Linked DNA regions of Homo sapiens: region 2 is linked to region 1. A link is a contact called in ENCODE Hi-C or POLR2A ChIA-PET data. All regions are on one chromosome and are shown on one strand. Each heading gives the region's core, a stretch centred on a gene start or an enhancer-like site at or near the end of the contact. The rest is flanking DNA. Distances are from core to core; before and after follow the strand shown.

Region 1 (4,660 bases), core at 949-3,448:
TTTCTTCTTTTACTACACTTTAAGTTCTGGAATACATGTGCAGAATGTGCAGCTTTGTTACATAGGTATACACGTGCCATGGTGGTTTGCTGCATCTATCAACCCATCATCTAGGTTTTAAGCCCCGCATGCATTAGGTATTTCTCCTAATGTTCTCCCTCCCCTAGCTCCCCACCCCCTAACAGGCCCTGGTGTGTGATGTTCCCCACCCTGTGTTCATGTGTTCTCATTGTTCAACTCCCACTTACGAGTGAGAATATGTGGTGTTTGGTTTTCTGTTCCTGTGTTAGTTTGCTGAGAATGATGGTTTCCAGCTTCATCCATGTCCCTGCAAAGGACATGAACTCATTCTTTTTTATGGCTGCATACTATTCCATGGTGTATATGTGCCACATTTTCCTTATCCTGTCTATCATTGATGGGCATTTGGGTTGGTTCCAAGTCTTTACTATTGTAAATAGTGCTGCAATACACACACATGTGCATGTGCCTTTATAGTAGAATAATTTATAGTCTTTTGGGTATAAACCCAGTAATGGGATTGCTGGGTCAAATGGAATTTCTGGTTCTAGACCGTTGAGGAATTGCCACACTGTCTTCCACAATGGTTAAGCTAATTTACACTCCCACCAACTGTGTAAAAGTGTTCTTATTTATCCACATCCTCTCCAGCATCTGTTGTTTCCTGACTTTTTAATGATCCCCATTCTAACTGGCTTGAGATGATATCTCACTGTGGTTTTGATTTGCATTTCTCTAATGACCAGTGATGATGAGCTTTTCTTCATATGTTTTTTGGCCACATAAATGTCTTTTTTTGAGAAGTGTCTGTTCATATCTTTGCCCACTTTTGGATAGGGTTGTTTTTTTCTTGTAAATTTGTTTAAGTTCCTTGCAGATCCTGGATCTTAGCCCTTTGTCAGATGGATAGATTGCAAAAATTTTCTCCCATTCTGCAGGTTGCCTGTTCACTCTAATGACAGTTTGTTTTGCTGTGCAAAAGCTCTATGGTTGAATTAGATCCCATTTGTCAATTTTGGCTTTTGCTGTAATTGCTTTTGGCCTTTTAGTCATGAAGTCTTTGCCCACGCCTATGTCCTGAATGGTATGGCATAGGTTTCCTTCTAGGGTTTTTATGGCGTTTTACATTTAAGTCTTTAACCTATCGTGAGTTAATTTTTGTATAAGGTGTAAGGAAGGGGTCCAATTTCTGCTTTCTGCATGTGGCTAGCCAGTTTTCCCAGTACCATTTATTAAACAGGGAATCCTTTCCCCATTGATTGTTTTTGTCAGGTTTGTCGAAGATCAGATGGTTGTAGATGTGTGGTTTTATTTCTGAGGCCACAGTTCTGTTCCATTGGTCTATATCTCTGTTTTGGTACCAGTATCATGCTGTTTTGGTTACTCTTGCCTTGTAGTATAGTTTGAAATCAGGTAGCTTGATGACTCCAGCTTTCTTTTTTATTTATTTATTTTTTTTGGATAAGGATTGTCTTGGCTATAAGGGCTCTCTTTTTGGTTCCATATGAAATTTAAAGTAGTTTTTTTCTAATTCTGTGAAGAAAAGATAGGGTTTTTGTGTGGGCATCATTTTTGTTGATGTTGGTGTTATTGCTTTTGTTTCTTAGTTTTTCTTCTAACAGTCAGGCCCTTCTTCTTCAGGTCTGCTGGAGTTTGCTGGAGGTCCACTCCAGACCCTGTTTGCCTGGGTATCACCGGCAGAGGCTGCAGAGCAGCAAAGATTGCTGCCTGCTCCTTCCTCTGGAAGCTTCATCCCAAAGGGGCACCCGCCTGATGCCAGCCAGAGCTCTCCTGTACGAGGTATCTCCCAATCAGGAGGCATGGGGATCAGAGATCCACTTTAGGAGGCAGTCTGTCCCTTAGCAGAGCTTGAATGCTGTGCTGGGAGATCCACTGCTCTCTTCAGAGCCAGCAGACAGGAACTTTCAAGTCTGCTGAAGCTGTGCCCACAGCTCCCCCCCACGCCGCCCCCCACCACCCCCACCCCACCAACCCAGGTACACTGTCCCAGGGAGATGGGAGTTTTATCTACAAGGCCCTGACTGGGGCTGCTGCCTTTCTTTCAGAGATGCCCTGCCCAGTGAGGAGGAATCTAGAGAAGCAGTCTGGCCATAGCTTTGCTGCACTGCGGTGAGTTCCACCCAGTACAAACTTCCTGGCAGCTTCCTTAACACTGGGAGGGGAAAACCGCCTACTCAAGCCTCAGTAATCTTTTGTATTATTCTTAAGAACAATTTAAAAAACTACTACTCATATTTGTTTAGTGCTTTTCCGTTTATACAACATTTTCCATCCATTTTCTTGTTTGGTACTTACAACAATCCTGTGAGATAAGTAAGATGAGTATTCTTTTCTAACTTTTAATTAAGAAAAATTTCCAACCGATAGAAAAGTAGATAGAATGGTGTTATTCATCTCCTGAAACTTACAATATGAACAAATCACTATTCATCTGTCTTTTTTAAAAACTGAAGTATCTTAGTAAATTGCAAGCAACATGTCATTTTCCCTTATTATACCTAAAAAATTAATAATTATCTAATATCATCTCGTCTATAATTCATAATCAAATATCCACCAACAGTAACATGAATGTTACTTTCTCATTTTACAGATGTTACCTTTTTGACATAACCAAGTAAACCAACAGGCTTGAAGACACACCGATCATAAAAATGAATCTAAGAACCCAGGTGTAATCTTCTGATTTCTAGGTCCCAGCGCTTCTCATTTTTAAGCAGAGTTTCATAGAAATACTCTATTCAAACAAACAAACAAAAAAAACAGAAAAGCCACAGACCTCTGTAACATTTAAGCAGAGGTGTCCTCTTAGTAAAATGTAAAATACATGTGTGAAATCTGTTTCCAACAAGCTCTTATGTTATTTTTAGTGGCCCTTCTCATCACCTGTGGTGTTTTGTTTTGCCCTCCCTCAACCCATTTCTATTGCCCCCATCCATACTTTAGCCAACACCATTCTCTGATATGCTGGGTTGCCTGAGTGCCTCACCATGTCTACCTAGCCCATGTGTCTCTCTGTCCCCATCCACAGGGGTAACACCATCTTGCAGAGAGCAAACACTCTAAGAAGGCCTGATGGACTCATCTGCCTGAAAGTGGTCATAATGACTGGCACCATAACCCATTCTGAGTGTCCATGGAGTAATATAGAGATGATAGTAGTTTGCCTCATGGAATCTTAAGAAATAACATTGTTATCATGATTCTTGCAGCATTATGAGTATTGGCAAGGTGTCCCTGCAATAGGTTAAAGGTGTGCACTCAATTTATGCAATCCCTCCCCACCCACCCAGAAATTTTCTCTTCCATTTAAATTTTTTACAATCCTCTTTAAGTTTCAACCCCTCCTCTCATGACAACTATTACACACATATTCAAGTGAACCTAGCTGCCGCTCTTGCTTCACTTCTAGTATAGAAATGTTTACATTTTCTTCCACGAGGTTCTTGGCATCTTTTGACAGTACCTGCCAATGACCACTGAACATTTTTCAGATGGATGTGGGTATGCTCCAAATCATGACATCAAAGGTATTTCTTGGATCTACTGAATGATTTAGCCTAAGTGAATCAGACAAATATGGAAATTATGTAAATCTTATGTGTCACCCAGGGGAAAGAATGTGAAACATTTTAAGGCAAAAACAAGTTCTGGTTATTATCAGGCAACCTTGGAAATGTGAGATGACAAAACAATGTAATGTTGCCCAACTCTGGAGAACAAGGAAGGAGAAAAATTAATCAGAACAGATCTCACTTCTCATTCCAGACTCAAGCTGCTTAGACAGGAATCCAAATTAGTGTGCCCCCACTCCAGCTCCAAATAAAGCACTTTACACAAAAATAATTAAAAACTCTGTATATGACACCTTCCTTCCAGGGTTTGCATATCAACATAAAAGCATTAGAGAAAATTCCCAGATGCTACAATTCCAGACATAAAAAATTGTCCAAAAGGCCTTTCTTTGCATCCCTGAAACCATACCACATTTATATCAGCCACACTTCTTAATTGGGAACAACAGAATCCACTGTATCCACTCTATATAGTTTAGAGGGAAAATGATGGTGGGGAGGTTTTTAAAAGACACATTTGCCCTCAGAATTATTGAACTAGCTGGAAAAACAGATTAGAACTGAAGCTTTCAGGAATAATGCCCAAAATCACACAGAACTAATTCAATGGGGAAACAACATATAAATCCCTGGAACTAGACTATTCTGTAGCCACTCCTCCCACCAGTACCAATTCCATTTTGATCTTGTGACTAGGGTAAAAGTTGGATGTCTTTACAGATCCAGAGTCAGTTGCTGTCTCATATTTGAATTAAAGTTTCATGTTTATGTCTGATTGGCAGAGCCTAGGCCTATCCTAAGCTCTTTGAAACATTAACTCATTTAAGCCTCAAAACAACCCTAAAAGGTTGGTACTATGAATATCCCTTTTTATAGCTGAAGGAACTGAGGCACATAAAATTATGTAACTAGTCTGAGATCACATGAACAATCAGTGGCAAAGTTGAAATTTGAATTAAGATGGTCTGGCTCCAAAGCTCAAGATTTCTTAACACTTTTTTTGTTCTGTTTTGTTGAAAATATTATATTCACATGTTTGCATC
Region 2 (4,368 bases), core at 813-3,312, 45 kb after region 1:
TAAAGGTCTCATGGCTGCAGCAGTGAGTCAGCAGCTCACCCTGCAGCTGGCAGCTCAGACCCAACCGTGGCCCACTGTGCTCAGTGTGTCCTGCAGCAGCCACGGGTATTCCCAAGGACACTGCAGCATCCCACCTGGGGCACTGCAGTTATCTCAGGTCCATGCCTCACTGCAGCTTGAAGCCTGATGCTGATGAGTGTGCAGAAGAGCTGCTTCACTTCAGCTGCCTTTAAGCCCCTGGCCACTTCTGGTCCCCAAAGCCTACAGTTAAGGAAACAGAGCACATTCCCGCAAACAGAATCCTCAATAGGGCGGCCTGGCAGCCATCTGCATACTGGGCAAAGCACATGCAAAGCTGCATCCATTGGTCTGAAAAGCATCCTTTTTATTACTGACTGTGTCTAGCCAAACCTTGGGCAAGGGGGTAGGAAGATTGGGAAGGAGAGCCCTCTGAGCCCTTAGGGCCTAAATGTGCTTGTTCAGGCTAAAGGGAAAACAGACTCTATCTATTCTCTTTTGATGAGACAGTGAGCTCCTTGACAGCAAAGACTGCGTGGGGTTCCAGAGGCATCCCCAGTGCCTAGCCTGCACACAGGAGGTTCTCAGTTCATGTTGACAGCTGGTGATGGCTGATGAATGGCCAAGCCCATCAAGTAGGAGTGCAATACTGCAGTTTCCTCCCATGTCCCTGGAACACCACCTCCTGCCCCCACCATGATTCCTCCCTCCTCACCTCTACCACATGCTTCCAGTGCCCCAGGAGCAAAGGAAGAGCTCCCTCTCTCTCCCCATTGGAACCTGATTTGTTGAAGTTGCCCCCCACCTCAGAAGCCAGAAGAGAGGCTTCGATGGAAGGCACACAGCCGTTCTAGCAACTGAATGGAGATCATAGGTACATATGTATATATTGATTGTGATACTTCTGAGGGATCTATCTCAGTTCCCAGAAGAAGAAAATGGCATGGCTTTTTCACTGGGCATGGTCACTATGAGCTTCAATGATTGAAATGGAAATTAAAGTGAAAGGCTTTCCTCAGTCCCCAATAATGTATGTTTCTGTCTTGCCTTATACAAATTTCCCCCCAAAAGCTATTCTATTTGATAGCCTGCCTCTCTTCTCTCTCTCTTCACTCTCTCTCTCTCTCTCTCACACACACACACACACACACACACACACACATATACATGCTATGTAATGTGGTGCTGGAAGAGATATTAATCAATAACTACTGAATCAATAGTAGTAATTTTCTCACTTTGATTTTCAGTAGTAATCAATAACTACTGAAAATCAAAGTGAGACTGAGGACCAGAGGTAAGTGACCTGACTAAGTCTCACAGCCAGTAAGTGGCCTTACTAGACTCCTGAATTCCAATCCAGTGATCTTTTCACTTCATTATGAAATTGTTTGGTTTTGTTTTCTTGTTTGTTCGTTTGTTTTTGTTTTGTTTTGTTTTTGCTTTTCTTTAATGTCTTCAAAGGAGAGCTAATGTCAGGTTTTTCCTCACTGAGAAGTTGCAACATCTCCCAGGTAAAAGCCAGGTCCTCCAGGTAAGACATTCTCCCAGATCCTGCTTTTTTTTTTTTCCTTTTTTTTTTTTTTCTTCATTCTCCTGGGATGCTGTCTCACCTAAAATGGCAGGGAGGACCCTGGACCGCTCACCTTCCCATGTAATAAGTGATAAGTATACTTATCATACAAAAGAGATGGAGAGGCTCTTCCCTATCACAATCTAAAGCCCAGACAGATACAGTCATCATTTGTGACAATGAAGATTTTCCTTTGCAAATGCAGCAACTTAACGGTAAAATTGTGGAAAGGAGGCTGTGTGTGTTCACCTTGGTCGGTGCTGCAGCCCAAGCACAGCTGGCGCCTCTAGGGCGCATTCAAGTGAGGGAATAGTTATACTTGGCAGGCAGTCCTGACCAGCCATTTTGCCCAGGTCTCCTTGGATGCCTTCAGACTGCAGAGATCTTATTCAGTTTGCATCCCCCGCACAGTCTGCAAGCCAAGCTGCAGACATCAATCTGTTTCAGGAGAAAGAGCGCCACCTCCTGTCTCTGGACTGCAAGACCATATTTCTTTGAAAACCGCAGTGATGTTCTAAGCGGCTCAGTGCCTAAAGAGATCCGCTCTCCACAGCGAGGGGAGAAAATGGCACCTATGAAATTCGTACCGATACCCCATGTCACACTGTGAACCAGTGACTCTCCCAGGAAAACCCTGGACAAGCCCTGCAGCACGCATCCTTCTCCTTTCTTACAGTTTCATTTCTCCCCTCCAGCTTAGAACAGATGGAAGCCTTAGAGGCTTGTCGTTCAGCTGAGGATCTGAATGTAAAGAGACATGCTCAAGGTCACACAGCGGCCCCGTTCTAGACCCAACACAGACTTCTCCCACGCCAAGTAAAGGCTGGATCGAATTTATGCATTTCAGATTTCTTTCTCTTTGCCCGCAGTAGAAATTTTGCAACAGAGTTTTCTTCACTACTGCTTTGCTGATCTCACCCACTATGATCCCAGCTACAGTCCCCTCTCTCTTCCACATTATCCTTTGTAGTATAGCTGTATATGTTCAAATGTTAGCTCCCCTATTAGAACCCAAGTCTCTTGAAAGGAGGCCAATACCTGATTAATTCTTGCAGCCTTTTGGAGGACTTCCTGCTAGTTAAGCATCTGGGGACTTAGCTCCCCATGCCCTATTTCTTCTCAAGGGCCTCAGAAATCAAATCCACTCTCCTGGTCTTTTTAAAGCTGTCATCATCTACTGCTCTCTTAGGGGTCCTGTTTCCCCAAGAATGACTGAAAAGGACACAAGCTCTCTGGTTTCTCGCTTAGTATCTTCTTTCCTGTTCAACACCCCCCCAAAAAAATTACATCAGCCCTTAATATTTCAAAAGTTTTATTTCTAATCACTACCAGCAAACAGATGAGATAACAAATACAACAGTTTTTGCAATTGACAAAGTTTCCTGAGATTTTTCTGAATGATTATCTCCTGAAACAAAAGAAAATACTCAATTGTGAACTCTACTTATCTTTGCTCTCATCCCACCCCCAAAAAAAGAAACTTGAGAGTGGAGCTGCAACTTTACAGCCTAAGGACAGGAAAACCAGTGCCACGATTTCCACCAGAGGAGGCTCCACAGCCACAGACCGTCACATAACCAGTCTGCCTCATCCTCCTCATCTGTAAAATGGCCAGAATAAAAGTGTTTACTCATAGGAAAATCCTTATTTGAGGATTAAATGAGGTCATTTAATCCCCAGAGTGGTATATAGCAAAAATTAAGTCCATGGTCGATGGTTATTTAATTCATTAGGTAATTTATTTCATAAAACAAACCTGATGACAAGAGAATAGAACATAAAGGACAAAAATCTTCAAGGAAAGTAGCAGGGGCTCAGCTGAAGTATAAGGAGTAATACTGTGGGGGATGTGCCAGTGAGTACCAGGAGGAAAGATGCCTTGAAAAGATGCGGGGGGAGAGAAAGAGAAGAGTCCAGAGATCTCATCATTTCACTTCAAAAAAAAGGTGGCCATAAAGCAAAACCCAGGCCTTCCATTCTGCTTCCAGGTCCCATCCACGGAGCTTTGTCCACAGGCATCTGGGCCACCTCTCTCATTAGAGAACGGGGCCAGTCCTGCTGTCCTGGCTGACTTCGGCTCCATTAATCCACCCCTTTGCCTTCCATTCTCCTTGCAGGCTGCCTGTGCTGAAGGCCTCTTGCACTCCTGTGCTATCCCAACTTGCAGTAATTGCTTGGGGTTGTAAATCCAGCAAGTAGAGGAGGCTTTCTGTAGCAGGTCCTAGGTCGGTTGCCTGAGGACAGCACTGCTCTCCCCAGCCCCTAGCACTGAGAGGCCCTGTGGGAAGTCCACGCCTGCCATGGTGGTTGTCCTGCCAACAGCATCTCCCTTCAGGGTTCATCTTATTTTCTTCTGATGAACAAGCAAAGGCAACCAGACTCTCCGTAGGTGTAAGTTGGCACGCACATTTGGCAGGGAGGGTGGATTTCTTGGGGACATTCCATTACTCACTCTCATGCCCAACCCACCCTGTGCTGAGGCAGCAGAACCTTCTCCCTTACCAAGCATTGAGGACGTCCATTCGCCAGGCAGCTGGTAGTGAGCAGGGAGGTGAAAAAGGGGGTCTTTCTGAGAAGCAGGTTAGCAGGTGAGCCACCTGGAGACAGTTAGGGAAGGTAGGTCTATTTTTCTCCACCCAATGTCACCGAAGAACCCATTCACACCCTAAATGGGCTAAGAAAGCCATGTATAAAATGCTGATGCCAACTAGATTGGCATCTTGGACAAGCCCTAGAATGAAGCTCAGGGAATGAAGCAATGTGTTTTTAAGCAGGAC

Evidence for each region. Hi-C counts contacts between places; a loop is a spot of excess contacts on that map. ChIA-PET counts read pairs that join two places held with the same protein, here RNA polymerase II (POLR2A). Pooled maps may share reads with other maps.
Region 2: a map of prostate gland shows a loop between it and region 1 (2.5-fold over the local background). The contact joins two enhancer-like sites. A Hi-C loop is called at or near these places in 3 of 168 maps with a recorded cell type or tissue (Caco-2, prostate gland and sigmoid colon) and 2 of 50 pooled maps. POLR2A ChIA-PET finds 5 or more read pairs at or near these places in 3 of 52 experiments (CD4-positive, alpha-beta T cell, CD4-positive, alpha-beta memory T cell and T-cell).

The regions. Positions count from the first base shown.
Region 1 is chr1:168,482,734-168,487,393 of GRCh38, reverse strand. It overlaps LOC125312414 (a long non-coding RNA gene), which reads left to right. Exons shown (of 8, transcript NR_176090.1): 2 at 1,663-1,821; 3 at 2,088-2,151. It overlaps LOC101928565 (a long non-coding RNA gene), which reads left to right. Exons shown (of 5, transcript NR_176057.1): 3 at 1,663-1,821; 4 at 2,088-2,151. Among named protein-coding and RNA genes, the nearest start is that of XCL2, 59 kb to the left of the region's middle. Within about 2 kb of position 2,198, at least 11 of the 41 ENCODE cell types and tissues checked have a DNase peak (open chromatin) inside an H3K27ac peak, as active enhancers do.
Region 2 is chr1:168,437,630-168,441,997 of GRCh38, reverse strand. The region is part of intron 4 of LOC125312414 (a long non-coding RNA gene); the gene reads left to right. Among named protein-coding and RNA genes, the nearest start is that of MIR557, 64 kb to the right of the region's middle. RefSeq lists a silencer at 1,910-2,059. Within about 2 kb of position 2,062, at least 3 of the 41 ENCODE cell types and tissues checked have a DNase peak (open chromatin) inside an H3K27ac peak, as active enhancers do.